Linked DNA regions of Homo sapiens: region 1 is linked to region 2. The links are chromatin loops, found by intact Hi-C in ENCODE. Cell type or tissue: B cell. All regions are shown on one strand. Each heading gives the region's core, and the rest is flanking DNA. Links, peaks and the distances in the headings are about the cores only.

Region 1 (3,148 bases), core at 387-2,886, 130 kb after region 2:
AGCTGGGATTATGGGCATGTGTCACCACACCTGGCTAATTTTTGTATTTTTATTATTTTTATTTTTATTTTTATTTTTTTTGAGATGGAGTTTCACTCTTGTCACCCAGGCTGGAGTGCAATGGCGCACTCTCGGCTCACACAACAACTGCCTTTCAGGTTCAAGCGATTCTCCTGCCTCAGCCTCCCCAGTAGCTGGGATTATAGGTGCCCATCATCACATCCAGCTAATTTTTTGTAATTTTAATAGAGACGGGATATCACCACGTTGTCCAGGCCGGTCTTGAACTCCTGACCTCAGGTGATCCACCTGCCTCGGCCTCCCAAAGTGCTGGGATTACAGGTGTGAGCCACCAAGCCCGGCCATAATTTTTGTATTTTTAGTAGAGACAGGGTTTTGCCATGTTGGCCAGGCTGGTCTCGAACTCCCGACCTCAGGTGATCCACCCACCTCGGCCTCCCAAAGTGCTGGGATTACAGGCGTGAGCCACCGCGCCTGGCCATAATTTTTGTATTTTTCCATGTTGCCATGGAACATGGCATGTTGTATTTTTAATAGAGACGGGGTATCACCATGTTGGCCAGGCTGGTCTCGAACTCCTGACCTCAGGTGATCCACCCACCTCAGCCTCATAAAGTGCTGGGATTACAGGCGTGAGCCACCATGTCTGGCCAGAAAATAGCTATTTTTAAAAGGAGTGCAAAGTGAGGGTTTCGCACAGAAACTGGTATGTGGTAAGTGCTCCCTAAGTGTCAGCTATTACTAATTAATTAAGAAACAAGTAGTCCAAAGACAGTCAGTGTGTTTCCCCAAGCACACATCTTGGTAAGTTCCATGAAGAGGCATGGTCTGTAACTGTCTTGCCATGATCATTTTTTCAGGAGCCTAGAGCAGTGTTTGGCAGTCGATATGTCTTGAATGATTGAACAAAAGCTAGTTTGTGACAGAGCCACCCAGCGGAATGTTCACCTCGTCCAACTCTTCTACACAATCGAGAGAAACATTCTTTTCTAATTTCCTTCCTTTTTTAGAAAAAATTAATAGACCTTGGTTCTGTCCCCAACGGTCTGAATTAGGGGTTAATTAGGGTTAACCACATTTTGTATTTATATGTCCTTTCCTATGGAGACATCAAAGCCCAGAAATGTCACCTCAATGCCCATACAGCTTTCCCCTCACCTCCAAGAGTGACAGAGTGAAATTTAGAATCCCAGGCCCTTGCAGGTAAGTCTGACAGTTTCAGTGAGCTCTGGACGGGGAGGTGCCCACAGGGTTTGTTGGTCCAGAAAGCAACAGAACTCAGTAGGCTAAAGGGAAGTGAGTCAGTGTCTTAATGCACATGGATTTCAAAACAGTAGGGACTGCAGACTTCATGGTGTGAAGAAACGCATCTGACAGCTTTGTTATTACATCAGGAAAGCTGCAGTCAGCAGACACGTACGGGATGTGGGAGGTTTGTTTTGACCACACCCCTGTCAATAGTTACAAGATAAGCCAAAGCAAGAAGCACAGACACCATGCCTGGCAGAAAAGCGGCCGTTTGCGGAACTATTTTATGTAACACAAAACCACGTTTTCGGTCCGTAAGGCAGGGTCTCCACCTCATTGTGTGTGCACAGATCAAGCAATGACGATGGCTCTTGCCTACAGGAAGCAGCAGAATGTCCATGACCTTCCCCAGTGAGATCATCACTTCTACGGTGCCTGGGACTTCCTTACCTCTTTTTAAAGATCTCCCTCTGTGACAGCCCCCACCTTGCTCACGGAGGACTTAGTCTTCTTATTTGAGTCTTTAGAGCCAGCAGTGGCTAGCATGTTAGACTCACCTGGAGAGCTTTTAAAAAATCCCAGTACTTGGCTGCACTCAGACTGATTAAATTAGAACCTCTGGGCACACACACACAAAAAAATGCTAGACGCGATGTCTCACGCCTGTAATCCCAGCACTTTGGGAGGCCGAGGCAGGTGGATCATTTGAGGTCAGGAGTTCAAGACCAGCCTGGGCAACATGGCAAAAACTCATCTCTACTAAAAATATAAAAATTAATCAGATGTGGTGGTGCATACCTGTAATCCCAACTACTCAGGAGGCTGAGTCAGGAGAATCTCTTGAACCCGGGAGGCAGAATTTGCAGTGAGCCGAGATAGCACCACTGCCTTCTAGCCTGGAAGACAGAGCTAGACTCCATCTCAAAAATAATAATAATAATAAAAAGAACCTCTGAGGGTTGGGCTCAGGCAACAGTATTTTTTAAGCTCCCCAAGGTGGTCCTGACCAGGCCAAGATTGAGTAGCCTTGCTTTTGTGTCTTGCTGATAGGATGCATTCAGTAGATTTATTAAACAAAACCTTATTCCTTCAGTGAAGGCCAGTGACAGAGCCCTTGTTCTGGCCATTTTACTGGGCCAAGTTATAAGTAAGAATCATCTGCCAAGGCACAGGCCTATTGGCCCTCATCTCCTGTGGTTCCCAAAGCAAAACTGTTACTGGATGGAAGGTCTTGACTGTGAGTTGTCCAGGTTCTTGGCATGTTGAGCAAAGAATTGAACAAAATGCACAAAGCAACAAAAGAATGAAACAACGAAAGACAAACAAAGCAACACGAGAACGGAGTAATGAAAGCACAGATTTATCGAAGCAAAAGTACATTCCACAGAGTAGGAGCAGGCTTGAGCAAGTGGCTCAAGAGCCACCCCACCTCTCTCATTTAAGGATTTTTATTAGGCTAAAGGAATTTGGAAACACCGCTAGGTGCCCTTTAGAGGCCTCCAATTTGTTACACCCTATGAAGGATTGGCCTGTGACCAGTCAGAGGCTGAAGTGGAGCCTCAGCCTGCAGTCAATCAGAGGCTGAAGTAAAAACTTCTGTCTTGCCATCACAGGGGTGAGGTGTGGCCTGTGTGCTGCCTAATCTTGCCTAGAACTGGCTGCACCTGCTGTTCTTTTGCTTCTATCTTAACTCTTGGTTTACCCTCCCTGTTCTTCTGCCTCAATATGGCTTTGCTGAGGGCACAATTGGGGCCCAAGGGCCTTCAGACTCAACAGTATGGGGCCTTGGCATTGCTCCTCCCGGATTTGCCATTCACCTGGTGCTAATCTGAGAGGACCCCAAGAGAACCCACTTCTGTAGTTCCCCATGAGGTGTCCA
Region 2 (3,148 bases), core at 327-2,826:
ATGGCATGTCCTTACCGGCCCCTGGGGACCCTGCCCTGCCCTACCCCTAGCACTCAGCAAGCACCCAGCATGGGGACCCAGAACTGAAACAGGGACCTGGGAGCAACAGGGCAGCCCCTCACCCAGGGCAGGCTCTGCAGCATGACACACCCACCTCTGAGGCCCCCTCCTCCCCCGCAGACCTGCTCCGTGGACAGCTGCGGGTCCTCCACGCAGGGAACTGCCCTCCCTACCCCACATCTGGCCCTGGCTAGTCCACCCCAACTCTGGGTCCCGGCGTGGAGGTCAAAGGTCAGCGAGGGGAGGGAGGATGCTAAGGCCCCACAGGTGGAGCGGGACATCACGCCCACGACCGAGCTCCAGGCTCCACCCGCCGGTGGGTGGCTTCCTTATGGCTTCCTTACCGTGGCGTCCTCAGCGCCGTGGTGGCCGATGAGGCGGCTGCCCCCTGGGTGCCGCTGTGCCCAGCGGCTGATGTCGTAGACGCGGCGCTCGATGACCAGCCACTTGTCGCCGGGCTGGTCGTGCGCGCGGATCTGCTCCCAGCAGAAGGTGGGCAGCGGCGCCCCCGGCTGCGCGGGTCCCTCCCGCGGTCCCGGCTCCCCGACGCCGCCCATGCTGCACGCACGAGTCCTGGGGATCCCAGGCGGTGGCCGAGGTCCGAGCAAGACCCCGAGGGAAGCGAAGAGCGCTCCCGGGCGCCGCCTCCGCCGCCGCCCGCTGCTCCGGCCCCGCCCTGCCGCCGCGGCCGCCGTACGAGCGAGCGTGCGCCTCCCGGCTCGCGGCGCAGGGAACTCCCCGCCTTATAACCGCGCGGACGGCGCCCGCCTCGCCTCGCCTGCCCCCCCGCCCCCGGCCAGGCCCCGGCCCCCAAGGCTGGCTGACCCCCCGCGTCCGCTCCAATCCAGGCGCGGGGCCTCGGTCTCCATTGGCCGCCAGGGAGGGCGGCGTCGAGGCGGCCCGCCCCTCCCGGGAGGACAGCGGCCGCCACCCAGCCCTGCCCCGGGGCACCGTCCCGCCCCCTTTTCCCGGGCTGCCGGCTTCCAGGTTCTTGACTCCACCCGGAGCGCGGGGCCTGGGGACACAACACGCACCTGTTGGGCGTCCCGCAGCGCCTCGCCACGCCCTCGGGAACCGGAGGCGGAGTCCCGGTCTGTGAGCAGCGGGGCCTGGGGGGCTTCCAGCCGCGCGTCCTGCAACGTCAAATCCAGTGCGCCCAGAGGGGGGACGCTGTCTCGGGGTGCCTGTGAACAGCCTTCAAACCATGGGCCCCAATCTCTGCGGGGCCCCCACCGCCGCTGCAGCTCTCTCGGAGCCCTCTGCTGGGGGCGGGTGGCCTCCCCTCCGCCCTCGGCGCTGCAGGGCTGGGGATGCCCAGGGGTGGCCAAGGGGGAGGTAGGGGAGCAGGAGGGCACTGGCGCGTGGAGGCGGGCGCTGCCATCCATGGGCTGAGGACACCTGTGCTTGTTACTGCTTCCCCGCCCCTCTTTTTTGTTTTGAGACAGGAGTCTCACTCTGTCGCCCAGGCTGCAGTGTAGTGGCATGATGTCGGCTCACTGCAGCCTCAACATCCTAAGCTCAGGAGATACCCCCACCTCAGTCTCGGGAGTCCCCAGCTGGGACTACAGGCGCGCCCCATCATACCCGGCTAATTTTTGGTGTTATTTTATTTTTGTAGAAATGGGTCTTGCCATGTTGCCCAGGCTGGTCTTGAACTCCTGGACTCAAGTGACCCTCCCGCCTCCCAAAATGCTGGGATTACAGGCATGAGCCACTGCACCCGGGCCCCATCCGCTTTTTTTAATTTAAATACATTCAAGTCCTTTTGAAAGTGTAGGTAGCTCCCCTAATTGCTTCGGATTTCTTTGTGATAAATATACCTGTTCCTAAAAGTTAAGCGTTCACAGCAGCAAGGAATTCAAATCAGGCTAAAGTTACTTCCAGAGCGCTGGTCGTCAATCTTCCATCAGAACCACCTGAAAGGCTTCCATCAGAACCACCCAGGAGGGTTATTCGGTGGGTCTGGTGTGGAGGCAGAGACTTACATGGCCAGTTCACAGGTGATGCTGACCGGCTGGTTGGGGAAATGCACTTAGAAAACCCTAAGTATATTTCTCTGATATGCTAATATTTTGTCTTGGTCTAAAGAGGACCAGTATCCCCAGAAGGGCAGAGGGGGCGAGTTCTCCCTGGTACCAGGAGCTCCTGCCTTTGCTTGTCAGGACATCCAGCAAGGCCCATGATGTCATCAGGCACCGGGGCTGCCTGGGCCCTCTCCACTGAGGCACCCACTGACCATATCCTGGAACCCCAACCTGGCACATGTGTGTGGGGGTGCAAGAGCATGGCTGGTGGCCCTGGCCCAAGGGGGCTGCAGGCACCCCTACCCCGTACCATGTTCACACAGCACAGGAATGGAGAAGGCAGATTCTTGAAGGAATGCATCCCCTGCACCAAAATCCACTGAAGGCATGGACCTGGCCCTGGCCCCACCTTCAGCAGCCCTGAGTGGTCAGATGTGGCCATCCTAGGGGCTTCTTCCTTGGAGCCAGCCCTGGCCTGGTCTCAGCCCCTGTGTGTGAGGTGGTTGGGGGTTGTGATAGGTTAGAACCTCCACTTTCCCCAGCTGCCCCCAGAAGAGATGGGGAAGATGAAGGGGGGGCCACAGAATCATGCAAGAGCCGTGAGTGAGGGCAGGGATCACAGCCCTATTGGCCAAGTCCTCCTCGAAGGGATCACTGTGGAGGCCAGGCGGAGCTCCTCAGAATGCTCCTCAGGAAAGAGGGGCTGCACACAAATGGGCAACACACACACGAAAAGGTGCTCAGCATTGCTAATCATCAGAGAGCTGCAAATGAAACCACAATGAAATACTGTCTCACACTTGTTAGGAGGGCTCCTATAAAAAAGAAAAAGGCCTGGAATCCCACCACTTTGGGAGGCCGAGGCAGGAGGATTGCTTGAGCCCTGGAGTTCAAGACCAGCCTCGGCAACATAGCAGGAACCCCGTCTTTAATAAATAAATACATAAATGAAAAAATCATGCCAGGCATGGTGGTTCACGCCTGTAATCCCAGCACTTTGGGAGGATCTCTTGAGCCTAGGGGTTCGAGACCAGCCTGGGCAACATGACAAAACCCTATTTCTA

What was found. Peaks named below come from ENCODE experiments on the same cell type or tissue, not always from the same donor. Only the 100,000 strongest peaks of a DNase experiment are listed, where the experiment ranks them.
Region 1: a loop joins it to region 2, with 3 times the contacts of the local background. A loop is called at or near these places in 1 of 110 quality-filtered maps.

What each region holds. Positions count from the first base shown.
Region 1 is chr11:62,024,270-62,027,417 of GRCh38, forward strand. No RefSeq gene overlaps it. Among named protein-coding and RNA genes, the nearest start is that of LINC02733, 56 kb to the right of the region's middle. RefSeq lists an enhancer at 1,319-1,418. In B cell, for the core only: no CTCF peak of the experiment used is centred there; a DNase peak (open chromatin) is centred at 1,512; H3K4me3 peaks cover 794 bases; H3K27ac peaks cover 1,738 bases.
Region 2 is chr11:61,890,765-61,893,912 of GRCh38, forward strand. It overlaps FADS3 (fatty acid desaturase 3), which reads right to left and starts at 781. Exons shown (of 12, transcript NM_021727.5): 1 at 405-781. The coding sequence starts at 617. RefSeq lists enhancers at 1-490, 80-249 and silencers at 450-579, 680-1,489. In B cell, for the core only: CTCF peaks have their summits at 1,275 (motif pointing left) and 1,479; DNase peaks (open chromatin) are centred at 477 and 1,287; H3K4me3 peaks cover 1,455 bases; H3K27ac peaks cover 2,500 bases.